2 separate regions of the Homo sapiens genome follow, and region 2 is linked to region 1. The links are chromatin loops, found by intact Hi-C in ENCODE. Cell type or tissue: MCF 10A. All regions are shown on one strand. Each heading gives the region's core, and the rest is flanking DNA. Links, peaks and the distances in the headings are about the cores only. Region 1 has its middle 52 kb from the start of LINC01657. Region 2 overlaps TNR (tenascin R).

Region 1 (7,124 bases), core at 1,790-4,289:
TTAAAACTTCCCTTCCCTTATCTTCCAGGACACCATGGTTTTTCCTTTTTTTTTTTTTTTTTTTTTCCTGTACTGCTTTTTTTTCAGTTGCTCATTCTCCTCTCCCAGGATCCCTTCTTCAGTCTTTTCACTTCTCATTTCAGGACTCACACTCCTCCTAAGTGATCTTGTTCAAATGCAGGCCTTTAACCACTTCTATTCATGGGTAGCTCCCAAGCATTATTCCCAGCCCAGGTTTCTAATTCTCAAGTGCAGACGAAGATACTCAAACATATCCAAAACTGAATGCATTAATCTCATCAGAAAGAAGTCCAGTAAAATGGCCAGATAAAACATATATGCAAAAATTAAAAAGACTATTAATCAGAACCCCTTTAACTTCCAGTTTCACCACACCTAGAGACTTCTTAATACTCCCCCAACCACACCTCATCCTTCTTAGATCTCCATTAGCTAAAAAGACACCACTGTACTCAACTGCCTCAGCCAGAGACCATGAAATCTTCAAATACCTTGTCCAGGTTCTGATGACTTCACTAAGCTTCTCTCCTAACTATTTCCTCCTCTCAACCCCCACTACTGCTGCCCTATTTCAAGCCTTCACTGTCTCTCACATGGCTTTACTACAGCCTTTTGCCTTATCCCCCTGTATTTGGTCTCACGTGTTCAGTTTCCATACAAGGATCTCCCAACTGGTAACTAACATTTCCTTCTTTTTCCTACACACCAGCAATTGGTTCTCCCAGTTAAGTTACACTAAATCCACATACAAAGTCTCCATAAATCAAAATAGCCACCTGACAAGTAGGTGCCTCATGCCATGAAGTGTAATGGAAGACTTGGATACAAAAGCAAGGGGGCTTGAAGCACTGCTGGCTGCCCAAGAGGTGAGGGCATCACTGCAAGGGCAGAGGATGCAGAGGGGAAAGTTCTTAGGGCTGATATCTGGTCATGCTTGTTATCCTCTACATAGAGAAATAATACTGGCAGACATTCCCCACCAAATCCTTATTTCCTATCTATATCCTGTGGCCCAACTCTGATTCAACAGACCCTTGATATCTAAGAAACCAACATTATCACCTGCACCATTCACCAACAGCCCTAAAGACCCGTCAAGTGAAGATGTGTAATTTTGCAGAGGCACAAATCTCAACTACATATGCTATGGGGCTTCTTATTCTGCGTGAATCATTTAGCAGTTTGAAAGCCAAATGTCTTGGGGTTGGTGAGTCATGCCCTTGGAATAAAACCTGAGGGCTGAAGTTCAGGATTTGCAGCAAATGACTGAAACCAAAGGGGCCCTGGGAAATTGTCATTCTGGGAGCAAAAAGGAGGGAGGAAACTGAGATGGCAGCACTGCTTTTCACAGGGAATTCCAGGGACAGGAAGACCACCAGGGCAAGAGTGTTTGCCCTGGGGTCAAGACCCCCAGGGCTGGTTTTGGGCAGCTGAGTTCCTGGACCTCTAGTGAAGAAAGAGGAAAGTAGGACAAGCTGATCTGGGCCTCAGACAGAGACCCAGAGCTGGGCTAAGGCAAGTCCCATATGCAGTTTACAACAAGGACCTTAGCTGTTCTGAAATGGACCAACCCAAAGAGACAAGCTAACATCTACTCCCCCCATCAGCATGAAGATTCATATTCCTTTTGTTGTCCAAAGAAGAACTTACTTGGAGCACAGCAGGTCAGTCAGAACCATAACTGGAAGAAATCTGTGTGTAAAAGATCAGCAGGAGTGACACAAAATCCTCAGGGTCCTTGCCCAGAAGATTGATCCTTCAAAAAAGTGAGTCTTATTTGGGCAAAAGTGTCAGACTGCTAATATCCGTTTATTTGTCTGGTTTCTGCTCCATCTTGTATCCAAGGGTGTCTGGATAACTCTACCCAGTGAATAATAAGCCCATTTTATTTATTTAGGGGATTCTGTACTTTGTGGGGATACATTATCCTGGATATCAAATTAAATGCCCATTCACATTGAGCTCAAGTCACATGTCACCAAGGGCTGGGTATAGTAGCCAAGGAAGATGACACCTCCAGGGCTGGGTTTTGCAAGGAAATGAGTTTTAATCATCAAGTTCAGTTTCAACACTTGGAAATCATCCATCTTGATGAGGAAATAAAATCAGCTGATCTTTTATTTTGCTCATTTGAAGGCAATGAGACACTTCTTTGCATCAGATAATAGGCTTGTGACCCCAAAGGACACCTATTCTCACTTTACCATCTCAGCAGCTGTAAGCCCTGAGCAGCACACATGAGCATGAAGGAAAAGGGGCTTCCTTAATGGGCACAGTCAAGGATGGATGGTCTGAGCCAATAGCAGGGTCAGAGATACAGGGAACCCCAAACAGCAATTAATTTTAATTTTAATTTTAATTGGCCTAGGCATACACTGGATGACTTCTTGCACAATAAATCCATCCTCCTAATTATTAGCTTAATTAACTTAATTATCAGTTAGTCTAATATTTAAGTTAGTTGGTATTCTCTAAGTTATTCATAGTGCAAAAGGGCCCATGAGCATGCAAGGTCAAGAGGCCTGGGGCTGAGGTCACACTGATGGGTAACTGGGAGTTGACAGGCATTCCCAATGAGAACATCAGGCATGCCACTGACCTGATGTAAACCAGCTAAACAGGGCTCTGGGTCAGCCAGGCCCCTATCCTCTCCAGTTATCTTCGGGAGAGTTTTTCTCAAGGGTGTTGATCATCACTGAATTGAGGGAAGTTGCCCTATGTCACCATGCTGGTGCTCGCCTCCATGCCCTTATTCATCCTGCCTGTGGTACCCTTAGCCTTAAACTTCACTGAACTGTCTCCTACCCAAACTTTATGACTCAGCTCAGTGACGCCTCCTGCTGGCAGCTGTCTCAATGGGCTTGCTAATCAACTGTTCATGTATCAGTAGCACCCAGCACATTTACCTGTGGGGCAATGCACTCTATAAATATTTGATGAAGAAATGAATCAATTATTGTGTGCTTAGCACTTTTTACATTTAAAGTAATAGCCTCTTGTCTTATTTATCACTGTCAGTATGGTGAACCCCTTGAGGATAGGAAACTTATTCATTTTTATGTTCCTGCTCTTAATAATGAATGCCACAGAAAAAGTACTTAATAAATGGGGGCAGAGCCCACCTATCTCCACCCTAGGAGACTGACTTTTTTGCTAAGTAAGATAACTTTTGTGTGAACCTTCTTGGTGTATAAAGTATTTTCATGTGTCTTATCATTGTTTATCCTCACTGGGACTGGGGATGAAGGAGAGTGTATATGGGGGGCAGGGGTGGTGGGGGTGACTGTGAGTTAGATACTTTCATTATTCTCATCGTACAGATGAGGAAACTAAAATTCATGAAGTTACATGGCTTGCACATAATCACAGGCTCATAGGTGAAACAAGAAGTCTATCTGGATTTCCTGACTCTAAATCTACACTCGGTTATTTTCTAATCAACAGCCAAAGTTTGTTCCCATCTCTTAACCACAAGTCCTATCTCCCAGTTATACTCTCCTATCAACCGGCTATGAACTAATGTCCATTTAGAGGTTAACTCATTGCAGCTTAAGGGTTGAGATAAAGCACATACAGGGGAGTTTGACTTTCAAGATGATGATACTGAAAATTGATGTTCAGAAAGGAATGAGCTTCAAGTGCAAGAATTTTAGACACATGGCCAGGTGAGGAGAAGTTGATGAATAGCTATAGGCAGTAACCTGAGAGACCAGGTTAGCCATTTTTATGTATGCTATGTAAAATGACAATATTAGTCATTTATTACTGCATATCAGATACTCCTTAACTTAGCAGCTCCCAAGAACAGTAAACATTTATTATTGCCCACAGTTTCTAAGTGTCAGGACTCTGAAAGTGGCTTAGCTGGATGGTTCTAGCTCAGGGTACCTCCTGAAGTTCCAGTCAAGCTGCCAGCCAGAGCTGCAGGCAGTCACTGGGAGGCTTGAAGGAGATTGAGGATCCATTCCAAGATGGTTTACTCACACGGCTACCAGCTGTTGGTAGGAGTTATAGGTCCTTCCTATTTGGAACTCTCCAGGGACTACTTGAGTGTCCTCAGACCATGGGGGCTGGCTTCACTCAGAGTGATCCAAGAGATAGTAAGTGATGGGGTTCAGGACACACTACCTTCAAGTATGGCACCTTACCATTTGAGAAAATAGCAGAAGCAGGAAGATCTCTTTGACTTTCCCCTTTGACCTTCTCCCCTGAAGCTGGTCATGAAAGAATTATCTGACCTTCCTTTCTGAAGTAGGTCATAAGACCCTTATTCCAGAGATACCCTCCCTACAACCAGAGGAAAGGAACATACTTATCTTCAAAGACACAGAAATGCCAAGAAGAATCTGAACAAACCGGTCTTGCTAAGTTCCTCCCAGTTGATCACTAGTAGATCACCCTTTTGTTCTCCAATCATAATTCTCCACAGTTCTCCATTTCATCAAACTTGGTGTAAAAATGCACAAGTTTACCTGTTTCTTTGGACTTCATTTCTGAAGGCTCCCATGTCACATTAATTTAAAAAAAAAAAAGACAACTTATGTTAAATAAATCAAAAGGTGAGGGTAGAGGGCAATGAAGAAAGATTGATTAAGGGGTACAAATATACACTTAGAAGAAATAAGACCTAATATTCAGTAGATCAGTAGGGTGACTATAGTTAACATTAATCTATTGTATATTTCAAAATAGCTGGAAGAGAATAATTTGAATGTTCTTAGCATATAGAAAAGATGAATATTTAGGTTGATGAATATTCCAATTACCTGATTTAATTACATGAGTGTATCAAATTATCACATGTGCCCCGAAAATATGTATATCCAATATGTATCAATAAGAATAAATAGGCTGGGCGCAGTGGCTCATGCCTGTAATCCTAGCACTTTGGGAGGCCAAGGTGGGTGGATATCTTGAGGCCAGGAATTTCAGACCAGCCTAGCCAACATGGCAAAACTCCATCTCTACAAAAAATTTAAAAAAAAAGATCCAGGCATGGTGGCATGCGCCTGTAAGTCCTAACGACTCGGGAGGCTGAGGCATGAGAATCACTTGAACCCAGGAGGCAATGGTTGCAGTGAGCCGAGATCATACCACTGCACTTCAACCTGAGTAACAAAGTGAGACTCTGTCTCAATAAGTAAATAAATAAATAAAAGTGAATACATAATTTTGTATGCTTTTCTATCATTAATCTGTTTTTTTAATACCGGTGCCTCAGTCATGAGCCTTATGATGGGTGAGAAAAGAGATATTACTTTTTCTCCTCTACACAAAGTCAGAAGCCACAAAGTCTTTTCTGATGTAGCCTTGAAGTCACACTTCCTCATTTTCACAATATCCTTTTGGTCACAAGGTCAGCTGCGTTCACTGTAGGATGCATTCAATATATGGAGAAGTGAATATTACTGGGGACCATCTTAAAAGTGGCCACCATAACACCAACAGGTTGCTCTGAACAAGATCTTTGCTCTGCCCCAAAATTTAATTCACTGATGGTTCCACCATGAAATCACAGTTTTGATTTTTTATGTGTTTTAAACAATTAGACCTTTAGCAAGAGAGTAAATCAAAGATAGCCAAAGACACTAAGTTAGATTTTCTACCCTGATGAAAGTATGAGTGGCCAAGATCACACAGTTGGTTTCTGGAAGAGCTCAGAAGAGACAAGAAGGGCAGGAGAGCCAGCTGGCCTCTACATTCACCAAGGTCTCAGATTAGACTTTTAACTTTATCCCCAAATAAGATCTATCAGACAGTCCCAAAGATATAGGAGCAAAGGAAAGCAATATTCATTGTCCAACCTTAAACCCTGAGCCTTGTGACTATACAACACTGTCTATAGCACAGGATGACTGTGAATTAATATTTTTCCAGATTTTGTGACTATTAAAATGCACTATATTGCATTTTTTCTGGAAAAAGTTTTAACTTATAAAATGTAAACATCAAAAAATTTCGTAATTCTTATGATTCCCATTTTTTAAATTGTTTCTTTTAATATACAAGGGACCTCAAAAAAACTGAAGTGACCGTGATCTGTTAACATCTGAGAGGCTTGTCTCATGACCCCTCAACCCCTCAACTCCTGGAGTTTCATTCTTTTCCTTTGAAAAAACCGGAGGGTTGTGTAAGTGACCTCTAAGGTTGGTCCAGGTCTTGCATCCCTTCAGGCACTAAAGCCATAGTAGTCAGTGCTTATTTTTCAATGCTCTGTGTGCCCTGAATGCTCCTTTAGTAAAGAATAGGAAGAAGGAAAGGGAAGTAAGTGTAAAGGGCAAATTCTGACCACCACACCATGTGGAGTAGTGAACCAAGTAAGAACCTGAAATGGGAGAAAAACATAGAACAATTTTTGCAGGATTTTTTTTTCGTTATCCACAAAGTCACGTTGAGACTGGTTTCTGGTTTGAAATAAAAGGGAGCTCCAAATATTCTGGCAGGAGGTCATCTTTCCTTTATGGCCTTTGCTCAGCCTGGGCCTCTGACTGTCCCAGGAGCTGGGCCCTCACCCCTCCCAACAGATCCGCTCTGGAAGAACAATATTTAGATGCCTTACCTTAGAAACCTGACCACAGAAGGGCTGGCTTTTTTTGTAAGAGATGGGGGTTGTATTAGTCTGTTTTCATGCTACTGATAAAGACATATCTGAGACTGGGCAATTTACAAAAGAAAGAGGTTTATTGGATTTACAGTTCTACATGTCTATGGAGGCCTCACAATCATGGCAGAAGGCAAGGAGGAGCAAAGTCATGTCTTACATGGATGGCAGCAGGCAAAAAAAGGAGCTTGTGTAGGAAAACTCCCCCTTTATAATACCATCAGATCTCATGAGACTTATTTGCTATCATGAGAACAGCACAGGAAAGACCTCCATCCATTATTCAATTACCTCCCACCAGGTCCCTTCCATAACACATGGGAATTCAAGATGAGATTTGGGTGGGGACACAGCCAAACCATATCAGGGGTTTTGCTATGTTGGCCAGGTTGGTCTTGAACACCTGGGTTCAAGCAAATCCTCCCACCTCAGCCTCCCAAAGTACTAGGATTACAGGCGTGAGCCAGTGTGCCTGGCCTATTTTTGTTTGTTTCTTGTTCCT
Region 2 (7,124 bases), core at 2,137-4,636, 350 kb before region 1:
CCTCATGAGGCTCCTCTCTGACCTACAAGTGGGGGATCTTGAGCTTAAATAGCATTTATTGAATTTTGAACTCCATTGGGCAAAGAAATTACTCGTTAATATATAAAGGACTGTATTTCCCATAATGCAAATGCTAGTGAAAAATAGATTCAGCCTACTTCATGGAGAGATGCTTGCCTTTAAAGTACTAACATAAATATGTCCTTAGGGAGAGAGGGAATGGCAAATTAGATAGAAGTTTGTGATATGATACGGCAGCAGAGAAAGCTTATGCTCAGCTCCACGCCTGCAGACATGTGGAGATGAAGGAGGAGATTTGCAGAGTAGCAGAAGCAACTGGAGTGGGACAGGGTGTCTTGATTTCGGGAAAGCTGGGACACCTTGGTTTCTGGAGATTTCCAAGGGTGGGAACTTGCCACTGATGCGCTAGTGAAGGAGATAGCACAGAGTGGGGAAAGGGCATGGGATGGAGTGTAGATGTGGATGTGAATCCCTGTTCCACCTCCAGGTGATTACCTTCTTTAAGATTTAATTTCCTCAATCATATATGGATGGAAACAACAATACTTGCCCTGTGGAGTGCCTGTGCAACTTAATTGAGGTGACGCATTGAAGGCATCTGGCATAATAATCACACCAGTTCATTTTCTCTACCTTTAGACACTTCTTTAACAAAATATGTTCACTTAATCAACATGTATTGAGCACTTATTACATGCAATATGGCTCCTGATCCCAAGGAGCGTAGAATGTTGTGGTAAGCTCAACAACAGTGACATGGCCAGGAGACTATGAACACAGAGTAGGTGGAATTAATCCAATCTGAGGAAATGGGGAAGAATCCGATAAAATTACCAGACCAAGGGGATACCTATGTTTAGTGTTCAGTATGACCCGGAGCATCCCATGGAAGAGGCATTCTAGGTAGGAGGGTCTGCACCATCAAAGACGTGATGGTGAGCATCAGCATGGTGTGTTTAAAGACCCGCAGGTGCTTCAGTGTGGCTGGAGCCTGAGGTGGAGGCCAGTAGCAGGAGGAGGTGGGGCCAGCCTGGTAGTCAGGATGGGGACTTTTCTTTCAGTAGTAAAAGAGAATTTCTGAAGGGCTCTCATAAGGTGAGCACAAAGCTGGCGGCCTTGGGGAGGCTGGTACAGTAGTCCAGGTGACAGTCACTGAAGGCAGAAGTAGCATCTTGGTGGCAGGGGAGGGGAGGGCAGACTTGAGAGATATTTAGGAAGTAAAATGAGCAGAAAATAGGCCTGAGGGAGGAGTCAAAATGACCTTCAGTTTGGAGATTGCCACCTAACCAAGATAGAGAATTCAGGAAAAGGAGCATTTGGTGAGGAAGACATTGAGCTCAGTTTGAGGCTTATTGAGTCTGACGGACCTACGAGGCTGCTGGTTGGAGATGATCAGAGAGTGTGGGGCCATATAGGACTGGATGGAAGAGATGCACCTTGTTCTCTGGATCCCAATAACAAGAAGACCCAGCCTCTGCCTTGAAGAAGTTCAGTGTCCTGCTAGGAGGCAGACATTCAAATGGGAAATTATAACACAGGCTAAGAGAGACCCAATTGCTGTAAGAATGCACCCACTGCCCTCACATCCACTGTTTTCTCAGATAGCAGTATGCTCAGTACAACTATCACTAGTAGCAAATGGGTAATTAATGGTGTGTAGTTGGGTCAGAGAAGGTTCAGAGAACAAGAGAGTTTTGAACTGGACCCTAAAGAATAAACAGAAATTTATCAAGCAGGGGACTGAGGTTGGCATGTGGGTTAGCACTTCCCAACTGTTGGGAAGAGACACATAAAAATGTGGAGGAGCTATAGGGAGGGTTTTGTGGCCTCTTGTTGGGGCTGCTTGGTAACTAGAGGGACGGGGAGGAGGAGATGAGAGAGTAAAGGGATGAGAGATTGAGAGGGCTTGGAAGGCAGGCTAAGGTGCTCTGACATGATTCTATGGGAAGTGAGATCTCTCTACTGGTCTTAAATATGGGAGACCTGGGTTTTAGACTTGGGTTTTGGGCCAATTTCTTTGACATCAATATGGCTCATAGATTGGAGTGAAGCACTATTGAGGCTGAAAGGACAGAGACGGGCCTGGAGACTACTGCAATGGTCCAAGCAGGAGAGAGTGAGGGCATCAGCTGCTGTGGGGTAAGTGAGCAGCAGGATGGAAAGGGTGAATGCAAAAGACCCTTTAGAGGGAAAACATGTAATGATGATCACTTGATGGGGGCCAGGGAAGAGTCAGGATGACAGGGAGATTTCTAACTGGCATGGTTGGTATAATCCACTGTGAAAAGAAACTGTGAGGAGTAAAGTGTGGAGAGATGGGGGTACACAGAAGGAGTTCAGTATTGGACGGGTTGCATTTGAGGAGTCTACAGAGAACTCGAATAAGCAGCTGATATGTGGATCTGGAGCTCAGAAGAGAGATTCAGACTTACAAGCTGCCAGTGTAAAGGTGACAGTTGGGCCTTGGAATGGATTAGATCATTGAAAGAAAATGTATAAAGTGAAAAGAAAAGAAGGCAGGAAATGACATAGGGGGATCATCAGCATGCAAAGGGCCGCAGGGGAAGACAAAATGCAAAAAGGGCAGAGTGAGGATGATGAGGGAGAGGTCGAAAGAGAATCCACCCAAAGGCATGCCACTAATGTCAGGAGCAGAAGTGTGCCTCCTCCAGACTCCCATGGTATTTCCAGCCCTCCCTTTATGTTATTTTAAATTTTTAATTGTTTAATTTTTAACAATTTTTGTGGGTACATAGTAGGTGTATATATTTATGGGGCACATGAAATATTTTGACACAGGCATGCAATGTGAAATAAGTTAATCATGGAGAATGGGGTATCTATCCCTTCAAACATTCTCTGAGTTGCAAAAAACCCAAGTACATTCTTTAAGTTATTTAAAAATACACAATTAAGTTGTTATTGTCTATAGTCATCCTATTGTGCTATCAAATAGTAGGGCTTATTCATTCCAGCCCTCCCTTGAACAGGATGCATCTCCATGCCTTGTGATTGTTTATTCACTTGTTTCTCTATTAGCTTGTGGACTCCTGACATTCAGTGGCCATGTTCTGCACCACTATTGGCTGAAATTTGGCACAGGGTTGGGCATGAGGTGGGAACTCGATGACCACTGGCCAATGAAGAGGTTAATGCCACCAAATGTAGCAGAGAGTCAGGTAAAATGAAGAGGCAGAGGCAATTGGATGCACTAGAAATTTTAGCTGTTTCTGCAGGGCGGAATGAAGAAGTCAGTTTGTGTTGCTGGGAACAGGAGGCTCACTGCTTTTGTTTGACACATCTGAGTTAGTCAGCGAAGAGAGAAGGGCAATAAATACACCGCAATTAGTAAAACAGAAGAACTGTCTTATGAGTCACAAGACTGAAGTTAACACGCCGGGCTGAGTAATGAACTCATTTATGTCCTTCCCTGCCCATCTCTGTGCTTGTTGCATCACAGCTTGTAAAAATCTTTATTTGGGATCCTTGACAGAGCCAGTGATCACGTCAGTCTGTACTTGTTACAAGATAAGTACAGTCACGCGTTGTTTAACCTGGAGGATTAGTGCTAAGAAATGTGTCGTTAGTCGACTGTGTGAACATCATAGAATGCACTTACACAAACCTAGGTGGTAGAGCCTATTACACACCTAGGTATATGGTGTATGTAGCCTATTGCTCCTACCCTGTAAACCTGCGGAGCATGTTACTGTACTGAGGACTGTAGGCAATTGTAACATGATGGTAAATATTTGTGTCTCTAAACATAGAAGAGGTACACTAAAAATACAGCATAAAGGATTTAAAAAATGGTACATCTATACAGGGCACTTACTATGAATGGAGCCTGCATGAGTGTAAGCTGCTCTGGGTGAGTCACTGTGTGAGTGGTGAGTGAATGTGGAGGCCCAGGACATCACCATACACTGCTGCAGGCTTTATCAACACTGAATACTTAGGCCATACTAATTTTATTAAATTTTTTTTCTTCAATTATAAATTAATCTTAGTTTACTGTAACATTTTTACGTTATACACTTAAATTTTTAAAACGTTTTGACTCTTTTGCAATAACGTAACTTAAAACACAGACACATGATACACCTGTACAAAAATATTTTCTTTTTTAGATCCCCATTTCTTAAGCTTTTTTCTATTTCTAATTTTTTTTTTTACTTTTTGAACTTTTTTTGTTAAAAACCAAAGCACACTAGCTGGGCATGGTGGCACATGCCTGCAGTACTAGCTACTCAGGAGGCTGAGGCAGGAGGATCACTTGAGCACAGGAGTTCCAGGCTGCAGTGAGCTGTGATCCTGCCACTGCAATCCAGCCTGGATGATGGAGCAAGACCCTGTCTCTACAAAACAAGCAAACAAAGGCATGAACACACAGATTAGCCTATGTCTATACAGGGTCAGGATCATCAATATCACTGTCTTCCACCTGGACGTCTTGTCTCGCTGGAAGGTCTTCAGGAGCAATAACATGTGTGGAGTTGTCAACCCCTGTGATAACAATGCCTTCTAGAATCCTCCTGAAGGACCGGCCTGAGGCTGTTCTACATTAACTTTAAAAAAAATAAGCAGAAGGAGTACACTCTAAAATGACTATAAAAAGTGTAGCATAGTAAATATATAAAATAGTAACATAGCTATTTATTTCATTATCAGTTACATATTGTACATAATTGCATGTGTTAGACTTTTTTATGACTTGCAGTGTGGTAGGTTTGTTTACACCAGCATCACTACAAACACGTGAGTAATGCATTGGGCTACAACATCATGACAGCTACTACGTCACTAGAGGATAGGAATTTTTCAGTTCTCTTATAATCGTATGGGACCACTGTCATATATGCAGCCCATTGTTGACCAAATCGTGGTTACACAGCACATGACTAATTTGTGCTGTATGAATATTTACAAAGATTGGAGGAGCTGTTAAGTCAGGAAGGGATGACATCTCGGAGGAAGGAGGGTATGTAGTCATCTGGGTTCCATTTGGGTCCTTGATTCTCTAATCTGTAACATCTACTATCCCTGGCTGGGCTTGTGATGAATCAGGCCTCACACCTGCCCTTCCAGACCAGCAGTGAGCCACTGTCTGTCTCATAGCCCATCTTTGTGCCTGATAAGCAGGGGTATCTAGCTTTGGGAGATGACACTGAGTTAGAAGTTAAGATGGGGTCTAAGAATAGAAGGCTTTGGAGCAGAGGTATTGAATGTAGTAGTGATGAAAGAGGTGGCTGCTTTAAAATAAGAGGTGGTCCAGGAAGAAATGGCTCTGGCAGGATTAGCCCTTAGCATTTAAGCCCCACTTGCTCCTTTTGAATTGTTATATTTCAGCAGACAAAGATCCTAGTGAGGATTGTCTAACTGATGTCTGAAGACAAGCTGAGACTCCATCTTAGGCAGTAGCAAACCCCAGGCACAAGATCTCTTCATACAGCTTCTTTCCCCAGCTGCCAAATGCATTTTCCTCTTGTTTTCATTAAGCTTCTGGTTTCTGTTCCTGTCAATATCATCACATCAAATGCATGCACACACATGCTCATCACCAGCAGCCCCCCAGAGATGCTCTCGGACATCATCTTGAATTTTAAAAACCAGTATTGCCCCCTTGATGAAGAAACACCAGGGGAGAGATGTTGTTTAGGACATGCTTCAGGCTGAATTGTTGTTCCTAAGAAATGGAGCAACTCAGGTCCTCTCTTAGGGAATGGAAGCTCTAGGATGGGAAAAATGACCCAATGCACTGGCAGTGACTTCTCAGCCATGTAGGAAAGCCGGTGAAGTGGGCAGAGAAGATGGCCAAGGCCCAAATGTCTACAGAGCCTTGGACATGGGATTTGGGTGGCTCCTGCCCCTTGTCTGATTCTGCCCGCTAGACCCTACTGGGTAGCCATAGTGATGCTGGAGGGATAAGGCTGAAGCACTTTGTCTTTGATTCTTGCTTCCCTTTTATGTGGGAGCAGCTAACAGAGTGTGAAAGTGCACTCTTTAATGTACAATCTACCCGGAAAGATCAATGGCAGCTTAACATGCATTTCTGTCTAATATTCACTTTGTCAGGTCTTTGTAATAAAAAATGCTGGTTTTAATGAAGTGCATTAAAATGAGGAGATTCATGGCCGCCTGTATGCTTTTATCACCATTGCCTCCCCTTGAGCTGTCAGTGCACAAGCCGTTCTGTGGAAGCAAGGCAGAGGGGTATCATTTTAGGAATCATACACACACACAAATTCTCCATTTTTGCAAAGATCCATGTTACTGGCGGATATATTTCGATTTAATACATGTTATTTCTATAATATGAGATCTTCCCAGAGATGTGTCTTTGGGAGGAAGTTGCATTTAGGAGCCAGGTAAGTGGACACAATGGGGAGAAGACACCAGTTATGGGCTAAATTGTGTCCTACCAAATTCCTAGGTTGAAGTCCTAACTCTCAGAACCTCAGAATTTGACCATATTTACAGATAAGGCCTTTAAAGAGATGACTAAGTTCAAATGAGGCCATTAGGGTGGGCCCTAATCCAATGACTTGTGTTCTTCTAAGAGGAGATCAGGGCATCCAGAGGCACCAGGGGTGCATGTGCACAGTGAGCCAGCCATGTGAAGAGACCACAAACCAAGCAGAGAGGCCTCAGAGAGGGCTAACCCTGCCGGCCCCTGATGTTGGACTTCCAACCTCCAGAACAGGGAGAAAAGACATTTCTGTTGTTTAAGCCACCTAAGCTGTGGCAATTTGTTATGGCAGCCTGAGCAAACTAGCACAAGATCTCAAGCTTGAGATTGGAGCAGTGGGCTCTGAGCTCATTCTTAGGGAGAAGAAAGTGATCCAAGGGCATGAGAGGGCATCCGTAGCCATGTGTGCCCTGGAGTGAGGTCAATGGGGACATCTGGAAACTTCTTGAAAATAGAGTGCTTTTAATGTTGCCGCTGGTAAGAGGGAACATGCTGCATGAGGAGGCTGTGCTTATAACTATGGGTAAAATGTTTGCATAGGTAGGAAGGTGCTCAGTTTGTATTTGTTGAATGTTACCAAATGAATTGAAAGACAGCATAGCCTAGCTGTCAGAAGCACAGACACTGGAACCTA

What was found. A loop is a pair of places that touch in the nucleus more often than their neighbours do. Peaks named below come from ENCODE experiments on the same cell type or tissue, not always from the same donor. Only the 100,000 strongest peaks of a DNase experiment are listed, where the experiment ranks them.
Region 2: it touches region 1 in a loop (2.1-fold over the local background); 5 of 110 quality-filtered maps call a loop at or near these places.

The regions. Positions count from the first base shown.
Region 1 is chr1:175,821,541-175,828,664 of GRCh38, forward strand. No RefSeq gene overlaps it. Among named protein-coding and RNA genes, the nearest start is that of LINC01657, 52 kb to the right of the region's middle. In MCF 10A, for the core only: a CTCF peak has its summit at 2,878 (motif pointing left); a DNase peak (open chromatin) is centred at 2,071.
Region 2 is chr1:175,467,758-175,474,881 of GRCh38, forward strand. The region is part of intron 2 of TNR (tenascin R); the gene reads right to left. Among named protein-coding and RNA genes, the nearest start is that of TNR, 270 kb to the right of the region's middle. In MCF 10A, for the core only: no CTCF peak of the experiment used is centred there; a DNase peak (open chromatin) is centred at 3,444.